Linked DNA regions of Homo sapiens: region 1 is linked to region 2. Evidence: chromatin loops called from intact Hi-C (ENCODE). Cell type or tissue: MCF 10A. All regions are shown on one strand. Links, peaks and the distances in the headings refer to the core of each region. The heading gives the core; the rest is flanking DNA. Region 1 has its middle 140 kb from the start of LINC01787. Region 2 has its middle 160 kb from the start of PTBP2.

Region 1 (10,311 bases), core at 2,152-7,151, 320 kb after region 2:
GGAAGTGGATCTAGTGGTTCCACCAGGAAATGTCACATGTCACTTCATTCACTTTTTTTCCCTAAAGCAAGTCATATGACCATATCTAATTTGAAAGAGTGAGGAGGTAAAACTTACCACCTCATGGAGGAAAGGAAAATTGAATATTTGTAAATAGGCCAAATGATTACCATAATCAGATTATTCAAAAGTAAATGAAACTGCAGAATTTCTGAGTCTTTAATATATTAAAGTAAAATGTGACTCTCCCAGAGGGTGTTACACTAGGCAGACTGCCACTCCTATTTCAATCTGGGACCTTTTTTGTCTTCAATAATTTCATGGCACTAGTGTTTCATGAAATTCATATTAAGAAATTGTATATACACTAAAGGCTATTTTTAATTGACTATGTCTAGAAACAGAAACAGATAATATTGAATTCACAGACCCGAATAGCTGGTAAAATAATATGAACGTTCTTCAGTACAACACATAGATAATCCACATTGTTTGCTACTTGTTGATCAGCTACTATATGCCAAGTTTTGTACCGTATACTTTTGTGTGCATTTTCCCATTTAATTCTCATAAAGAAAAATACCAGGAAGATAAGTAATATTACTCCCATTTTATAGTTGAGAAAATTGGGACTTAAAGAGATTAAATAACTTACACAGGACCTCACTAATAAGCAGCAGTGCCTGGGTTTGAATCTTGGGCCACGTGGTACCTGAAGCCATCATGCCCTTTTAGTACAAGGCTGAGTGTAATCAGAACCTGTCTGGGATGACTAGTGTGTCATTCAGGATTCTCCGGAGAAACAGAAGCAATTATATGTATATACATATTGTATGTGTATGTCTGTGTGTGTACGGAGAAAGAGATTTATTCTACGGAGTTTGTCCACCCAATTATGGGACTGACAAATGTGAAATTTGTAGAGTGGGCCCGTGGGCTGGAAATTCAGATAAGAGTTGATGCTTCAATCTTAAATGCAAAATCAGTAGGGCAGGCCAGCAGGATGTAATCTCAGGCAAGACTTCTATATTATAGTATGAGGGAGAATTTCTTCTGGAAACCTCAGTTTTTTGCTCTTAAGGCTTTCAACAACTTGGATGAAGCCCACCTACGTTATGGAGGGTAATATGTTTCACTGAATGTCAACCAGTAGTGAATGTTAATCCCATTTACAAAAATACCTTCAGAACAGCATTAGACTAGTATTTGGCCAAACAGCTGGGCATCATAGCCTAGCTACCTTGGCACATAAAATTAACCATAACAAATGGAATAAAGTAATTTCTCTACCAAAGAAAAAAATAATACATAAAATATATAATCCACATTTTAATCTTGCTATATCTAAGATTAAAAGTTCCATTCAAGAAAGAGATTTTTGTCTTTGTTTCTGTACTCCTGTTCCTCATCATCTAAATTAATTTCATCCTGCGGTGCAGCAAAGCTGCCAGGATGCGGCTTTCACACCCGCACCCTCACCTATTCTCCAGCAAGATGCCCAAAGGACTCAGCATTAATCAACCCTCTAGTTTGAACTTGGTTTCATTCTTCCTTCATCTCCCTTTCTCCAGTTTCCCAACACTAACCCTTTCTATCAGAGCAATTTTTTTTAAAAAAGTTGCTTTTTAAAAAAGTAGTGAGGCCCTTTCTTTAAATAGTCTTTCTCAGAAGCCCCATGTGTAAAACAGATGATCAGATCTGCTGTTAAATTTGGAGTAGAGATCCTGGGACTCTCCCACTCCAGTTTTACAATCCCATCAACTTCTCCAAGCTGCTGTTTCATCCAGGGAAGGCAAGTGAGTATCATATTAATAACGCCCAGCTGTTCCCTAGGCTGATATGAGGGTCCCAGCATGCCTATGGGAGGTTGCCCCGCACAGCATCATATTAATCCCAAGCTGTCCCTGTGAATGGGGCTCTGACTTCTGCTGGGCCCTATATGAATGTTCCTGCTTTTGCCCTGTGTATGTTTTCCAGTTACCACCAGCGACTGCTTCAGAGCTTGTCATAAACTACCCAATATGACTCTGTTATGGAAGAATTTACAAGAGCTGCCCTGAAAATGCTGTGCTTTGGATCAATGACTTTTCAAGTGGCTTAGTGTTACAATGGCTCCATAACCATGTGTCAAACACACGCAGGAAAAACTAATAGTTATTGTTTGTTTACAATAGTCATGATTTTCTTGTACTAATAACACATTTACTTCAAAAGCGCCTCACGAAAAGCTGATGTCAAAAGGGCTTGTGGCCTGTGGTACAAAACCTGACAGTTGAAAATTTTTATTTCAGAAAACAAAGGCCTCCTTTTCCCTTGAATGAGTAGAAAATTAACAGTTCCAAAACAATAAAACTGACTTAATTGCTATATCATCAAAACATATTATTCATGCTTTAAGTTCTAAGTTAATTCCCTCCCCCATAAAAAGTTCTATCAATATTTTAGAAGTCCTCATTTTTCATAATCAATGTGCATTTTGTCAGCAACTGCATTCTGAGAATAAATCAGTAAAATGGAAGTTCTGTGTTGAGTGGCCTATGACATGGCATGAATACCCTTTATTCACCTTCTGAAAAGTGTGCCAAGGTCTTCTGAAGAAGATGTAAACTGTAAGAGCAAAACTGTCACATTCTTCACTTCTCCTGTGTTAGTATTTGTTTCATTTAGACTGAAAGAGTCCTGGTCAGACACCTTACCTATATTACATACTCGCTCCGACACAAACTGTTGCCACTGCTCCTAATGCCACAGTTAAAGTAAATAGCGATGCTCTTTTGATAAAGAGGTGCCTTGAGACCCTGAGGTTTGTCAGAGCCTGGTTCTGTTAACTGGTTCCTTGCCCGTCGTCCTTTATGCACTCCTAATGACAGTCAGGGATACCTGGTGGCCATCTACCAGTGAGTACAGTAGTCACTGTAAATTGATGTCTGGGTGAGATGACATGAGGCCCTGCAGAAAGGTGATCACCCAGGAAGTCATGTGGTACTACTGGGTCCCAGAAATGGTGTCTGAAAAAGCACTAAATAAAGCAAAAGACCTACTTTAAATGTGTAGCTGAGTCCTAGTACCAGTTGTAGTAAGCCTTGGGCTAGGTAGGGATAGGGTGGAAGGGAGGGTTACAATGGGGGTTGGCTGGGGATCTACCATTGTAAAAAGGTCTTACCCTTTACACCTTCTCTATTTTTTTTACGGTCTTGATTTCACACCACTCTGACTCATAATTTTTTATTGTGCTTTTCACCATCAGGTCAGCATATTTGTTTATAAAGTTATTTAATCTGCATTGTATCTCCCTGCTACCATATCTATAGATATATTTCTCACACACCTGTAGAATAAACTAGACATAGTAAGGCTACAATGACAAGGCCACTAGGGATGTGCTGGTGATGATGATGATGATGATGAAGATGATGATGATTTTTAGAGGGTTCATCTTCTTTGTGCCAGGCATTATTTTAAGTACTTTACATGCAGACCCTGGACATACGATTGCACAGAGTGATCCCTGCAACAGGATGGCCAGGAAAGGGTCACGTGAGCTGAGATCTAGCGGAAGCTTTGCTTGCCATGTTCTGTCTCCTAGAGAAGGGAGGTGTGCACCCTGAGAGGCATCTTTGTCTAATCTCCAAATGTGCTTCTGGCTAGTAGCAGCTATGTTTATATGAATTCACTCATTTTATCACCACAACAGTAGTTTGAAGTATTGTTATCAAATATGTTAAAATAAGAGGCAGCTGGTGTTCAATAAAATCCCTAAAAATATAAAAGGATGTGTTGGGATTTGAAAACACCAATAAGAGCAGAGTTCATGCTTTGGTGAGCAGCAGCCCAGGATACAGGGCCACTGCATCCTGACACTGCCCTTTTTCTCTGTGATGGCACTTGAAATGTTTACAAAAGCATGTGCATCTTTGTTCATGTACCCACCTTATAGCTAAAGCAAACTGCACTTCACAGAATTTCTGCAACATGCTCTAAAATATATCCTAAATTCTTTCTGTTCTTAATCTTTAGCAAATGGACATCAAATATGGGGAGAACACAGGTTCTCACACGTAGCTATGAGAAAACAAAATGTACTTTTAGCTTTTTATATTTGGCAGTGTCACCTTACTTATTCACACACTATCCAGTATACCCAGAAAGCTGTCTGAATGCACTGAAATGGTTTGTAAATCTTGGTGATAAGTGGTTTTTATTTAAATGTAGAAATGACACCTTTGTCCTCAGATAGTTGACATTAAAAGGTTTCTATGAGGAAATAGAGCAGTAAGAAGGACATCAATGTGATTTCGCCACCTTGTGGCAGCTGATTAATTTTCAGCTTCTTTAGATCTCTTGAATTTCAAGGACTTTCTTGCTGTTGATTATCTCCAGTTCATTTCTGAGGCAAAAATTCCTATGTGAATTTATCGCTAAGATTCAGCCTCTTTTCATTCTCAGGGTCATTCTCTATTCACAAGTTGTGCACGACACATTAAGCACATCACTGCTGATGGCCAGTACCCTCCCATTTCCTTGGTGGCTAAAAGCACAATGTAATGTATTAAAGCCAGAAGGAGTGCTATGCAAATACCAGCTAAAAGCAACCTACAGCCTATCTTAGGACACTGTATAGTTGTCACATACTCAAATATTGCTTATCACTAGAAAGTGGGTCATGGTCAAATCTCAATTAAGCATTTCTATCAAGACCTCCCACCTGCTACCTAGGCAGCATGCTGGATTTGGTGCCTTGCAGGTGCTCCAGTGGTGTCAAAGCATAGGGGTGACTCTCAGAATTAGAAAATAATAGTAGTAACATCTTCTGTGATTAAAAATTCATAACAACCTCAGAAGGAATGAGTCTGTGGGAGGAAAATGCTTCTAAAGAAAGGCAAACTTCTTCCATACAGGTCTTTGGCAAACACAATCATCTCAAGAAAAGAAAGGGGATTACAGTTTAAATATATAATAAAAAAGAACCGAAAAGTAATAAAACTTCAAAAGCTGTAATACACTGTGTTAATGCCACAAATGTTTCTATGGTATTTCAAAGTAACTAGAATGAGTACTTTTAGTAATTTATTCGAGTCAAGGAGATAAGAGCCTTAAACATACTCATTCTTAGCAAAAACATGCTGTGGAAGTTATTGATCTTTCTGATCAGAAAGGAGTACGTTTAAATGAAGAGAGTACATTCTTGAAGCCTCGCAGATTTACAGTTTTGAAGCTTTTAATATAATGTGAGGATATACCTTCAACTTTACTGAAAGGAGATGACTCCAAGAAAAGAAATATCAAGGAAAAAGGTCTGAAAAGAAAGCAGGTTATCTCGGGTGATTGTTCCGTGTCGTCAAGAAAAAGAAGAAAATAAATCTGACCAACATCTGAAGACAAACTCAAACCATTTCAAGCCACAGGGCAAAGGGACAGGGAGGCCCCTGGATACTTGAACAGACCCTCTGGACTGGGGCATCTGTGTGTAACTTATCAGAAGAAAAAAGGGTTTGCTATGACTTAGTGATAAGTGTGTCACAATGAGGGGCTTTTGGAACACAACTTTCCTAAGGCCCACTTGCACAATTTGAAGGCCTGGGAGGGGTTTCCATGGGAGGCAAACTATTTCTTAAGGATGAGAGAAAACTAGAGAGGAAAAGAATAGAGGCTATCACATGAGATGAATTGAAATTTGGACTCACAGCCAGACACTGAAGACCATAGAAAAAAAGCCCCAAGGACGTGAAAACCTGTTACTGTTTAATAAAAGGCTTCTGGCCAGCGAGTCTTAGAATAGATAAAAATGAAGCAATAATTAGCAGGATTTTAAATATCTCTCTAAAATATAGTACAAAGATTTTCCTCCCTTAGGAGGTCTATAACTAAAGACGGACATAAAACTGGAGGAAAATTCTGTTTCCAAGTGTCTGAGTGGCAGTCTGAGTAATTTACCAGGTTTCTGAGAAGAAAAAGAGAAACTATCCAAAATTTCAGTCAATATTTATCTCTTAGGTTAATAAATCTTGCTCTTGACCTCAAAAGAAGTCAATATCTCCTGATTATTATATGCAAGTGCCTCCTGGGCCTTTCTATTTGTCCAGACTCATTATGGAATGAGTCACCAGTTTCCCGAGAGCCCCTGTCTGAGGCATGGGTGTAGACTGAAGAATCGCTCGCATTTCAAAGGTGTGGGCGGGCTGCCAATAATTGGTGCTATCGCTCAACATTTACTTGAATCTCTAATTCTGACATGTTTGCTTTTTCATTTTAGGCTTTCGGGCTGGTGCTCAGAGATGAAGTGGGGCTGAGATATATTTGTGAAGCATTCAAAGGCTGTAAAAGAGACAGTAGCATGAGAGGCAAATGCAGAGGAGAAGAAAGTATGTAGAATTTAGAGAAAGAGGACCTAACTTTGAATCTGGCTTATGCCACCGAGTGGCTATGAATTAATCACTCAGTTTCTTTGCACTTTAGCTGTTGCGTCCGTTAAAGAGGGTGATAACAAACTTAAAAGGTTTTTGTGAGAATTAAACAGATCACAAAGATGGAAGTGATTTGTCAACTAAAGCATATCAGACATTGCCAATTGAATCCTAAGAAGAATATAAGTTTGAATTCGTCCCAATGGTGAAAGCTTTAAACGGGAAAAATAAAGCAGATCTTTTTTCTGTCTCTTTAGAAAAAAAAAATGAATTAAAAAATTTCATTAAAGGTGTATTTATCTGTTAGGGACATGATACTTAGAGACAAACTTTACAGTAGAATTAGGAAGTATGTATTTCCTTTTCTTCATACATTTCCTCTCACTTGAACAGCTTTTGCTGGGAATCAGACATCTTGGCTCAGAAATGATCAAGGTCAATGATTCTTTCCTTTCACCTTCCTCAAAACATTTTTCATTTAAAAAGTGCAGAGATGCTTATGTCTTTAAAGTTCTGTTTGGTGCATCAAGTTGACTTGAGGAATCTAATTTTGCCAGGGCAAAGAGAATATAGAAACACGGGATGACTAAGTCCTGTCATGTGGTTTTCTAGGGAATTCTACAGTTTGCCAGTGGAAGTTCAGCAAAACTCTCGCTCATTAGCCCATTGTTAAAATGATGCTCACAAGATCTTTTGCACTTTGTCCCACCACGATTCAAAAAAAAAATACTGATATAAAGGGACTAGACAATGAAATTTGGTGTATATTTGTTCATTTTATCTCAGATGTGTGTACAATATACAGACATTTCTTTCAGTTCTACCAGTTTGCATTTCAGAAATAAGATGTCAGCTGACCAGATCAGAACTGGAGAGCTGAGCCCTCTTCCCAGTTTAACCAGGAACTCGTTGGATAATTGCCTGAGTCTTTTTTACCTTTCTGTGACTGAAGTTCTCAGGGATAGCATTTGACCATCTTTCCCATCAAGCCCTGCCCAAATATAAAGAATGCTTTAAATATTTATTATTTCATAGACTAAAGATGCTCTGCACTCTGATGGAAAGCATGTGTTTTTCACATTTTAAACAGCCCTCTGAACAAACCTCATGATCAGATTGGTGAGTAAAGTCCTGTTGAGAACAACGGTTCCTTATCTATATCCTAAAGGTTCATTTATGGTTTACTTTCCATTTTCAGAAGTTAATTAAACATTTTTTAAACTAAAGTATCTAATTTATCTATGGCCACTGCAAAATTTAAAGAGATGTGGAAAGAACAAAATTAAAATTTTATTATCAAAATGTAATGTTTATCCTCCCCTGCCCCCCCTTTTTTTTTTTTTGATATGGGGAGTCTGGCTCTGTTGCCCAGGCTGGAGTTCCCTGGCATGATCTTGGCTCACTGCAAGCTCCGCCTCCCGGGTTCACGCCATTCTCCTGCCTCAGCCTCCCGAGTAGCTGGGACTACAGGTGCCCACCACCATGCCTGGCTAATTTTTTGTATTTTTAGTAGAGACGGGGTTTCACCATGTTAGCCAGGATGGTCTCGATCTCCTGACCTCATGATCCACCCGCCTCGGCCTCCCAAAGTGCTGGGATTACAGGCGTGAGTCACCGCGTCTGGTCCCCACTTTTCTTTAGTTTACTATATATTCTAAAATTGTAAAAGTAGCACATCTTCTTCATATGATGCAAATAGTACTAAGGTATTAGTTGTCTATTACTAGTACTAGGTACTGGTTGATGAGGAAAAGTTTACAATCTTTCCCATGCTCCTGAGGTAACCGAAGTGACAGTCTGATATGAATCATTTGGCACCTTCCTCCATACTCAAACAAACATGTACAAACAAATGATAATTTTAGATTTTTTTAAACAAAAATTGAGTCATACTATATGCATTATTCTGAAATCTCACATATTTTATACTGTTAAACAGTTAAATTTACATATCCATTATAAATTTATATGAATATATTTAAATAATTCTTTTTCCATAGTAGTGTATGCTTGATTGTATCAGTGTTGGGGCTAAAAATGACAAATATTTATATCTTATAGTTTCTGAGTATCAAGAATCTGGAAGAAGCTTAGCTGGGTGGTTCTAGCTTAGAGTCTCTCATCAGGCTGCAGTCAAGGTGTTGGCTGAGGATGCCGTAATCTGAAGGCTTGAAGAAGGCTGGAGAATTTGCTCTCAAGATGGCTCTCTCGCATGGCTGTTGGCTGGACCTCTTAGTTCTGCTGTTCAAGAAAAGAGGCCTTCATTTCTTGACACGTTGGCCTCTGCATAGGACTGCTTAAATGTCCTTACCACACGGCAGTTGGCTTACCCCAGGGTGAGTAATTCCATGAGAACAAGGCAGAAGATTATCTTTTATGACCTAGCTTTGGAAGGCTCACAGCATCATTTCTATAGTATAACTAAGGAACACCTAAGTTTTTTCTCCTTTTTACCAAGACAAAAAGAGCTGATAATTTTAGGGATGGATATTATCATTCTTTTCATATTTCCTTTTATAATAGTACAATTGGGCAGGGTCTAAAACTAAATAGGTCACACAATTTGGGGGTGCAATTGTAAAACTATAATTCCTCTAGGAATGAATATATAAAAGTTTCTATCAGAAGACAAATAAGAGGAGCTTATTGTTGATAAACAATACCTTTTATTATTCTTGATTATTGTGGTTTCTATATACCAGAAAACGAAGCTGTTTTACGCTCTTGCTATCCACTACCAGGTGCAAAACTTTTATTCACTAAATTTTGTAATTATCATGTTTTCTTTCTAAGGGCATCTGTTTGAAAACCAGGATAAGAGTTGTTCCTGTAGAAGCCTTCTCCTCTTAATAGTACTAATTAACATTTATTTAGCCTTTACTTTGGTGCCAGGTTATCTGCTAAATACTTTGTAGGCATTATTTCATTCAAACCTCTTAACAATTTATGTGTATAAACCATTTTTCAAACAAACAAACAAAAAATGAATCTTAAAAAGTTGAGCACTTACCCAGAATCTCACAACTAGTACATGAAGCAACTGGGGTACTGACCACGTAAATCTGACTCCAGGGCCCAAATTGGCAATTACTACCTGATATGGTTTGGCTGTGTCCTCACCCAACCCTCACCCTGAACTGTAATAATCTCCACGTGTCAAGGGTGGGGCCAGGTGGAGATAATTGAATCATTGGGGCAGTTTCCCCCGTACTGTTCTTGTTGTAGTGAATAAGTCTCACCAGATCTGATGGTTTTAAAAGTGAGAGTTCCCCTACACAAGCTTTCTGGCCTGACACTGTGTAAGATGTGCCTTTGCTTCTCCTTTGCCTTCCGCCATGATTGTGAGGCCTTCTCAGCCATGTGGAATTGTGAGTCCATCAAATCTCTTTCTTTTATAAATTACCCAGTCTCGGGTATTTCTTCATGGCTTTATGAAAATGGACTAATATACTACCCCATTCTGCGTCTCAGTATCAGTACCATGAAACATGCCTAAAGTTGAGAGTATTTGAAGACATTTGTAATATGTAATAATTGTAGGAGGGGAGGTTTTTACTTTCACAATAATTTAAAGCTTCTTTATCATCTGTTTTGCTTTGGCAATGAAGTTTTTCAATGTTAATAATTTCAAGGATAGATTTCTGCATGCAGGAAAGATTATTCAGAGTTTTAGTTTAGCTAAAAATATGTTTGAATTATTTGACTTAAAATTTGAAAGCTTAGCTGTTGCATAATGTTGTATTTATACGTCTAGCAAATGTAGCAATCACTTTTATGAGGCCTTTGATTAATGTTTAGTTCCATTTACAAACTAGTTAATTAAACTCCTTTAAATATTTTACACCAAATTTATAAATTAAATGTATTTGATTTCTATTTAGATACTTCAAATGTGTGATTTAAAAGT
Region 2 (10,311 bases), core at 3,373-8,372:
CAACATATTTTCTCTTTTTCCCAAGTAGTCTCAGTATCAAGAATTTATCGGTGAATGCTGCTCTAATAAAATAATGATTATAGCCTGAATTTATAGAGTGTTCTTCAGAAAGTAATAACCTTTTGCACACATTATCTCATTTAATCTTCTTGACAACACTATGAGGTCAGTATCCCTATACTTTGACTTAACAGATGTGAAAAAGGAGGCTCAGAGAGGTTAAGTGGGCTGTGAAATGTCACTTGTCTAGTAAGTGGTGGAGCAGAATCTCAATTCAAGCTTGTGACCCCAAGCTTAGTACTCTGAATTTCATCATCCTCATAGTCTGGGCAATATCTTGGGCCCATAACTTATGCCCGCATCTCAGAGCTGATTCATTTATTTCAGTTATCTTTACAATATGTACTAATGGCCATGGTTTTAGCAACTGTCTAGTGATCTGACAGTCTAGTGATCTAATATAGATCAGTCATGCAGACACTAAATACATGGATTTGCTGTACCAAGTTCATTAGTTCTACCATACATTAAAAATCTGTAGAGTAAAAATGAGATGAGAGGTGAGATATTAATCAGACAATATGATCACTGAAGAGACAGCTCACCTGTATAATGAAGAAGTAATGCAGAATAGAGAAAAAAAATACAGGCTTTGGAGTTGCACAAATCCAGGTTCAGATTATGAATCTTACGTATACTAGCTGAATTTGAGCAAGTTAAGTAATCTCTATGAGCTTTAGGCAACTTCCTTATCTGTAAACCACACTGTTTTTTTTTTTTTAAGAATGAAATATCTGTAGGGTTATTGCCACATTATAAGCACTCAATAAAAGTTACTGCTATTAATATAATTCTGATATTGCATCTAAACATCTCAATTACTTCAACTAGAAACTTTCAGGGGATATAATTTTAATAATTAAATAATAAATAAAGAATAAAACAATTGTTATCAATTTACTAAATATTTTAAACACTTGAAGGACTAGATATTAATCAGGCTATTTTCTGGGTGGTCTTGAGAAACATTCCTGATTCATATCTAAAATTACACTTAAAGAACAAAGAAAATTGCCAAGAATTTATTCAGAAATAAAATATGGTCAGTGACAGAAAATTATAATTATAGCATTTAAGAGCAGATAGGCTGGGCATGGTAGCTCATGCCTATAATCCTAGCACTTTGGGAGGCTGAGGTGGGAGTATTGCTTGAGCTGAGGAGTTCAAGACTAGCCTGGGCAACATAGCAAGACCTTGTCTCTTAAAAAAAAATAAGTAAATAATAATAATAAAAAAAATAAAAGTGGGGAAGTCAAATTATATTTGATTTTATCAGCATAATGATGACAATTAAATTCAAAAGTGAACAAATATCAGTAGGTACCCAAAGATCTAAAAGGTGTCAACTTTTAATATTGAGAAAACCTATCATTAGGTCATGCCAACAGTTGAACTAAAATAAGCAAAGAAAAGGAAAACAGCTGTCAGAACCATAATAGATACTTTATTTGTATACATTTAATTCTGAAATTTAAGAATGGTCAATTGATAGTAAGCATCCTATTATGATGAAAGCTTCAGTTCTCTCATTAGAAGAATCCAGATGGTAGGCCAGGCGTGGTGGCTCATTCCTGTAATCCCAGCATGTTGGGAGGCCAAGGCAGGCGGATCACCTGAGACTGGGAGTTTGAGACCAGCCTGACCAACATGGAGAAACCCCATCTCTACTAAAAGTACAACATTAGCTGGGCATGGGGTGCATGCTTGTAATCCCAGCTACTCGGGAGGCTAAGGCAGGAGAACTGCTTGAACTCAGGAGGCGGAGGTTGCAGTGAGTCATGATCACACTGTTGCACTCCAGCCTGGGCAACAAGAGCAAAACTCTGTCTAAAAAAAAAAACAGAAGAAGGATCCAACTGATGATAAATCATTCAATTTTATGACAATATTTTCATTCAGTTTTGTAATGGTATAACTTATGAATGACTAACGCTATATCTGGGTTGAATTGGGCCCACCAAATTATGAGACTGTAGGCAGAGGCAACTCACAATCTTTAGTTTGAATCTAATAGGTAAAAACTGATTAGGTAAATAGAAAATCTTCCCTATATTCTTAATATTAGCTATTTTTCTTTGCACATAATGTAGGTGACCAATAGATAAAGTTACATGAAAAAATCCAAGAAATCAGAGGTGAAATATCATTAGCTATAAGATGAGAAAGAAAAGATAAAGATATCTATGAAGAAAACCTAAAGGGACAAGTTCAGAGAGCTAGTAAGTCTGTCTGACCTTGATTGTAAGAGCAAAGACAGAAGCCTCAGACACCAGCTGGAAGGAACAAATGTGAAAAAGATGAAAAAGACAAAGAGCCAGAAATACAACTCTGGAATCATAACATGATAAGTTATCTTGAGTTCCATCAGTTCATCTTTTTTTTTTTTTTTTTTTTTTTGAGATGGAGTCTCGCTCTGTCACCAGGCTAGAGTGCAACGAGCCACCGTGCCGGGCCCAATTTATCTTTTTTTTTTTTGACGGAGTTTTGCTCTTGTTGCCCAGGCTGGAGTGCAATGGCACAATCTCGGCTCACTGCAGCCTCCACCTCCCAGGTTCAAGCGATTCTCCTGCCTCAGCCTCCTGAGTAGCTGAGACTACAGGCATGCACCACCACGCCCGGCTAATTTTGTATTTTTAGTAGAGACAGGGTTGGTCAGGCTGGTCTCGAACTCCCGACCTCTGGTGATCCGCCCGCCTCGGCCTCCCAAAGTGCTGGGATTACAGGTGTGAGCCACCCACCCCCCCGGCCCCCAATTTATCTTTTTAAATGTAGCAAATTCACAAATTAAGTAGATTAGTAGAGATACAAATAATTCTCTTGAATTCCAAAGATGATAGAAGTTAAACAAAATTTTGAAAAAAAAAATGTGAATCCAGGTAAAAACTTCAATTAAAGAACCAAAAGGATGTTTTATTCTTAGCAGAAATACTTATAAACTAAAAAGAGATTTGAAGAGTATTCAAGTAAATGCAAGTCCAGACTCAATTGACAGTCCCAAGATCGTTAGATTGATTTATCACCTAGCAAAGGTCAAATATTAAAACATGGGTAGGGAAATAATATCCTTTAAGAGTCTAAGGAGAGAAAAAATGTGTGATCTTAGCATAGTTTTTAAAAATATTAGCTCCAGTTGCAGTATTTCAAAGTATAGTAAAATTTCAGTTCAGCAGTAATTCCTGTTAACCAGAGTCTATTATCTTTAAAAAAACAGGTGGGGATAATTTTCAAGCCAAGACACTCATACACGAGTGATTTCAGTATGCATTTGGATAAACTGCTTCTTCCTTCTTTATCTCAATATTGGCAGCTCAATATTGGTATGTTCCAAAGCTCATCTCTCAGTTGATTGTTTGAAACTCAGAGTATATATTTTTAATAGCATCAGGATAATAATACTACTTTGCATGTGAAGCTCACAAAAGAACGGGACAGATCTGACATGCTCTGCATTGATAATAAAAAGAAGCTATAGGGTTATAGTACCAATGATTAAAATAAATGTTTAAGTAAAAGCAACGTTCAGATTCTTTGAGTTATCCTATTACCACACTTATCTAATCTATGATGGACTCAGAGACTTCTACAGTGGGGGCGAAAACCAAGCCTCCATTTTCACCTCTCTGATTGTTCACAGAAATGACTGATAATAGACAAATTAATAGGAGAAAAAGGCATATGAATTTATTTTATGTGCATAAGCACAAGGGAATCACAAGAGTATGATTACTCCTTAATCCAATGATGTTCAGATGCTTATATGCACTTCTTTATAGGGCAAGGGGAGATCGAAGTGTAGAAGTAAATAATTTTGCCGGGAAATGAATGAGCTTAAAGAACAGTGGCCTGGGACAAAGTTCCTCTGAGCTTTGGGGGAAGTGGTGGGAAGGTGAGGAGTGAAACTTCACTGTGAACAAAGGTTGTCTTATTATGCAGATAAAGTTTTCCAGGTAATCTTTTTGAGCTGTCTCAGAAGAACACATAAAAAGTGTGTCTGAGCACAGTGAAGACTCTCAGTGTCTTCTCTTTTCTGGTGTTAAAATTTTCCTGTTTATTTGATGAGATTCCTAGGGAGGGGGTCTTAAGACAATTGCATTTCTTTTGGAAAAAGGTTTTCCTAGTGATATAAGGGAATTCCAGAGAGAGTCCTTCCTGGTGCATCAGAAAAGAAAGAGGATCAGAGAGACAGGTGCAGGGCTTGGGAGGAAGATCAGAGAAAGACCTTGGTTCTGAGGCTTATTTCTGAGGTCTTTTAATTTCCCTTAATTCAAAGCATTCAGCATCCAAGACACCATATTTTGATGTATCATTTTTTAAGCCCCAATACTACCAATAGCTGAAGTTCTTCTAAAGTCCTAGAAGGCAAAGACTGAAAGTTTAATAATGTTTACATGGCAGAATATTAGTTTCAGGTTAAATTCATGAAACAGAAAGATTGGATATTTTACGAGATGTTAATTTGCTTTATTAAATAATGCTGTCTCTTCAATAATAATTTATGCTGCAGATTTATAATATTTTAGTATTTTAAGTTTTTATGAACTCTTATGTTGATACATTTGCTTTTAAGAAAGATTATTATCCATATTTACATATTATTTGATGGTAAGTCCTTCATTAAGAATACGGCATCCAGGCCGGGCATGGTGGCTCATGCCTGTAATCCCAGCACTTTGGGAGGCCAAGGTGGGTGGATCACGAGGTCAGGAGATTGAGATCAGCCTGACCAACATGGTGAAACCCTGTCTCTACTAAAAATACAAAAATTAGCCAGGCATGGTGGCACGCACCTGTAATCCCAGCTACTCGGGAGGCTGAGGCAGGAGAATCGCTTGAACCTGAGAGGCGGAGGTTGCAGTGAGTGGAGATCACACCAGTGCACTCCAGCCTGGGCGACAGAGTGAGACTCTGCTTCAAAAAAAAAAAAAATTAGTCAGACATGGTAGTGTCTACTTGGGAGGCTGAGGTGGGAGGATCCCTTGAGCCCTGGAGTTTGAGGTAATAGTGAGCTATGATCATGCCTCTGCACTCCAGCTTTGGTAACTGAGTGAAACCCCATCTCAGAAAAAAAAAAAAAAAAAAGAAAGATAAAGGAAAAAAAAAGAATACAGCATTCAAAATTCTAGGACGCTTGTTGACACCAACAACTAGTCTTCTAATATTTTAAACATCAACTGGGTGTCTAATAATTCAATTCAATTCTGTTACTATCTACCTAGAGCTAGCTCCAGATCCCACAAATTGAAGCAGCTCAGTCTTACAAGACCACCCTACTAGAGATGCCAGCTGCAAGTCTTGAACCACCTGCACTTCTTATTGACTGACTATAAATTGGCGGTTCCAATGACCTTCTCCTCATGTTTGATAATTATTAGAATGGGTCACAGAACCTAGAAAAAATACTTTATCCACATTTTCTGGCTTATTATAAAGGATATAACTCAAGAACAGCCAAATGAAAGTGAGGCAGAAGGCAAAATATGACAGGAGAAGTGGTACAGAGATTTCATGACCTTTCTGGGCACCTTAGTATGTTCACCAACCTGGAAGCTCTCCTAACCTTCTTGTTTAAGAGCTTTTATAGCACTCAATCTTCAGCCCCTCCTTTCCCTGGAGGTCAGGTGTAGGTCTGAAAATTCCTATTGTTATAGGATCCATAGGTTTGTATGACCCCTGCAGTAACAGACCAATTACACTGAGATAGCAGGCTTTGCAGCAGAGAAAGGATTTAATAATTGCATGGTGCTGAGTGAGGAGATGGGAGGAGACCCTGAAATCTGTCCCCCTGAGGAGTTCTGGGCCAGGACTTTTAAGAGGACCATGGTGGGTGAGGGGCTAGAAAATTGGAGTTGTTGATTAGTTAGGTAAGGGGGATGAAATCATCTGGATGTAGAAAATGCGTTTTTTCGTGAGTCAGCTTCTTGGGGAATTCTTCAGACCAGCGGGCATCAGTAGTTTCACTGGTATGCAGGATTGAAAAAATATTGCAAAGGCAAAACTTAAAGTTTCACAATGTTCAGGTTGTTATAATAGAGCAGTCAAGGGGAACTATGATCCTGTGACAGGGTCTACATGATTCTGATGAAACAGTCACCAAACAACCATGAGGAAGCAGGTCAGTGAGCCAGCTGGCCTAGTGATTAATGCTTAGTGTGCTGCAAGCTTGGTTTGTTTTCTTTCTCTCCCTCCCTTCTTCCCTGATTAATTCTGTAAAGTTTATAGGAGCAGTTTCACTTCTCTCTAATGGTTTGGTCTTTCTAGTGGCTAGCACCACCTTGATGCTACCTAGGATTCCCGCCCTAAGTCACCTCATTAGCATAAACTTAGGTGTGATTGAAAGAGACTCCTTATGAATAACAAAAGACTCTCTTACCACTTAGGAAATTCCATGAGTTTTAGGAACCTGGTGCCAGAAACAGAGACAAAGATCAATGAATGTATTCCTGATTTCACAACAATTATCAAGCTACTTTATAACTTAGTATCCAGAAATATTTTATCACCAGAAAAAGAAGGTTCAGTTCCCCACTTCCCTTTTATTTTGCATGAACATATTTTGAGAACTGATCCTTTTATAACTGAAGGAAAGAAATGGTAGCTATTATAAAGACTACAAAGGAGGAAAGGATGACTAAGGAAGGAAATAATTTTGGGAGACCACTCCATTTGACTAATTGAAAAGATACAGTCAGTTGAGGCAGCATGGCTTTAGAATTAGATAGATCTGCATTTGGAGCTCAGTTCTAGCCCTTTCTAGGTATGTAAACTTCATCAAGTTACATAATCTTTCTGGGCTTCAGTTTCTTCATCTATAAAATAGAGAAATAACAATAACAACTTTGCAGGGTATTTCTGAGGTCTATAGTTAAATTATTGGAGCACCAAAAGGATAGTCTTGATCTGAAGTTAAATTATTTGGAACATTTATTCACGGTTGTATGAAGAACAAAAAAAAGCGAAAGCAAATCGGCATGTGTCTTGAGTATAAACAATGAATCCCTAGGGAAAGCAAAATCTGCAATAGAGAGAAGAGAGAGAAAAGAGTTTCATTTATTAGGTAGCCAGACTAATCCTCCTGAAGAATGCAAGTGAAAACATGGGACTGTATATGTGTATTGCTGTTTGGGTCAAACGCTTAATCAGATTTCTAGAAACAAAAAAGCCTTAATTTGTTGTTGTTGCTGTTGAATATTATGGTGTAAATTCTCTCTCTATAGCTGATTTTAAGGTTCAAAGATGACATCACTGAATGCACATTTGGATAGAAATGTTAACAATTCAATCTCAGGATCCAGCATAAGCCAGCTCTAGCACGCCACTGTGTGTGTGTGTGTGTGTGTGTGTATCTTTTATATACATGTATATATATGAATAATATATGGACAATTCATATATGTATATAAAACACATAAAATCTTAAATGCATGAAATTGCTGACAAAATAGTAATAATTCATTAGAATAAAGTCTAAATAAAAGTTATTTAAACATTGATGCCACTTTTATCTTGAGGTCATTTGCTAAAGTTGATGACATTCAGCTTTGAACTGTGTTGCCTCCTGGGCCTGGGCAATGGCTGACTAAGCCTCAGGCTCATACAGGCAGGAAGCCTAAAAAGAGACAATCTCCCCATAAAAAAAGTCCGGGAGCAACATCCTCAGTGCAATCAGAAGGAATATCTCCTTTTCATCCTGCCATTGGAGACTGAGTGGACATTCATTATCAAGCTAATCAGATGAAGGGGGAAAACAAATTGCCTCTGAGAAGTTTTAACCACTAGCCAGCCCTCAAATGGATTGGTAGCCCACATGAGCGGTCCAAAACACTTGCAAACATGAAGTATCTCTACACACTTGGCATAAGAAAATGCAGATTATCTCCGGAGGAGAATGCGCTTTCAGCCCAGACTTCAAAGTATATCCACCAGTAGCTTTAGCATTTTTCAATTGAAAAAAAAAAAAAACCATTAAGTACAAAAGGAAACATGTCATCATGCATGAGATATTCAGAAATTAGATAAAGCAGAAACAGGTCCTCTAAGATTTCAAATATTGAAACAGAAAACAAATATGCCTAAAGAAGACAAAGATATTCTAGAAAACAGAAAACAAGAGATTACAAAGCATATCTTAAAAAGAATCAAATTCAATTTATAAATTTAGAAATATAATACTGTAAATCATTGCTTCTTCTAGATTAGCATGCATAAAAATTAACTGGATAGCTTGTCAAAACATAGATTCCTATGGGCCCTACTCCTGTTTAGTTGTTCTGAGGTCAGTTCTAAGAATTTTCATTTCTAACAAGCTCTCAGATGATACTAGTGCTGCTGGCCTGAAGACCACACTTGGAATAACACTATCGTAAATAAAAGAGCTCAATGGATTGGCTTGACAGCAGTTTAAATCAGCTAAAGAGAAAATGAATAAGCTAGAAGGAAGGTCAAAAGAAATTATTCAGAATGCATTCAGGAAATATAAAAAGACAGAAAATAGAAAAGAGAGAGATAAACAATAATGGAGAATGGAGCACAAGAAGAGAAAGAAAGGGTAGCAGAGGTCATATTTAAAGAAAATAATAATTAACATTGTTCAGAAGTGGTGAAAGATACAATTCACAGATCTGAGAAGTCAAATAAATCCCAAGTGGTATAACTTTAAAGAAATAAATAAATAAAGGAAAGATAATAAGCTGATTCCTCAACCAAGAAAGTGACTGGTTGGTTTCCTTGTTTTCAAGGAATGTGACTGAGAAGAAAGAAAACGCAGCATTCTGGAGATATTTCTCAGACATCGGTCCAGGATTCCTTCAACTGTGGCTCTGCATCATTAGAGATTTCACTGATGGTTTGCATATTGGTTTTCCTCTGATCATGGCATGAAACAGAGAAAGGGCATGTGTTCCCTTAAGTTGCTCTACAAATAGCTGGGGTTGAGTCAGTGTCTTTCTTATAGGAGGTGTTGTGAAAGAATATTCATTTGTTTCTGGAATCACACGTGAAGTTGGGGGTGGAGTCCTATGCATTTGCCGTATTGGGAACGATCAGAATTTGGTGTAGCCATAATTTAGGAGAGTTACCTGGAGATTTTCCTCTACCTGAATATGGTATTAGGTATTGTCTGGACTTAGGGATTGTCTGGACTGAACAGAGTGGAGTGGTATTCAGAGTTATTGTAGAAAAATTCATCTATCTCAAATTTGCTGGTTGTTCAAAGACTACATCTTCTAAAGGAAAATGAATTCTTTTATTTCATACACATTTTCAACAATAAGTATCAAAACAGAAAGAATCTTCTGTTAACCCTCACTAGGTGGGAAAATTACATTAGCAGAGAATTCCCTTCTCTGAGGCACTGTTGTTAACCTAGATTTTTGCTTTAATTTGCCTAAGTATTTATCTGTCTACCATCAAAGGACTAGAAAATTGTGTTAGTTATAAATAAATGGAAGCAACTGAAGACTAGCAGAGAAAATTGTCTTCTTACCCCCCTCCAATTAATTTCAGCAAATTAATTTTATGTCAGAATAAAAATCTATTTTGGTGATCTCATGGGATAATAAAAACATTACCTAGCTAGAAGAGTATAGCTCATTAAAAGGTATCACTCATTCAATACTTTCTTACATAAAGACTTATTGATTAGTGGGGACACAGTTTGCTGGACACTTATAAGTGTCTGGGTTATAAAGATAAATAAGAGAGATTTCTTTTTTTTTTTTTTTTCGTAGAGATGGGATCTCACTATGTTGCTCAGGCTGGTCTTGAACTCCTGGCCTCAAGCAATCCTCCCTCCCTGGCCTCACAAAACACTGGGATTACAAGTGGAAGCCACAAAGCCTGGCTAAAAAGAGAGATTTCTGTTTCTGTCTATGCTGTTATCAATGATACTAGACTATCTTTCCTGACATAAGTGACTTTAAAACTGGGCAAAATATATGAAACAACTATTTTCATTGGACAATAGTTGACACAACACTTGCCACCCTAGGGAAGAGGAAAACAAGAGATGAGCCTCATGACTGCCCTACCTTCTGCCTGGAGACAATTCCCTGAGCATGGTGTGAAGAGCTCGAGTCTGAGTAGAGCACTGTGGCCTCATTCAGCTGAGGAGACCAAGATCAACGTTTGGGTCAACTGAAATGGCTGGAATCTACAGGGTAGGGCATCAGAAATTGGGAACTGTGCAGAGTAGGACCCAGAAGTTTCTGTGTGGGATCCCCTGTGGATTTGTGGCTGATGACTGGGTTATATATA

The links. A loop is a pair of places that touch in the nucleus more often than their neighbours do. Peaks named below come from ENCODE experiments on the same cell type or tissue, not always from the same donor. Only the 100,000 strongest peaks of a DNase experiment are listed, where the experiment ranks them.
Region 1: a loop joins it to region 2, with 3 times the contacts of the local background. A loop is called at or near these places in 2 of 110 quality-filtered maps.

Annotation. Positions count from the first base shown.
Region 1 is chr1:96,230,330-96,240,640 of GRCh38, reverse strand. No RefSeq gene overlaps it. Among named protein-coding and RNA genes, the nearest start is that of LINC01787, 140 kb to the left of the region's middle. In MCF 10A, for the core only: a CTCF peak has its summit at 4,320 (motif pointing left); DNase peaks (open chromatin) are centred at 4,300 and 6,140.
Region 2 is chr1:96,556,162-96,566,472 of GRCh38, reverse strand. No RefSeq gene overlaps it. Among named protein-coding and RNA genes, the nearest start is that of PTBP2, 160 kb to the left of the region's middle. In MCF 10A, for the core only: no CTCF peak of the experiment used is centred there; a DNase peak (open chromatin) is centred at 6,122.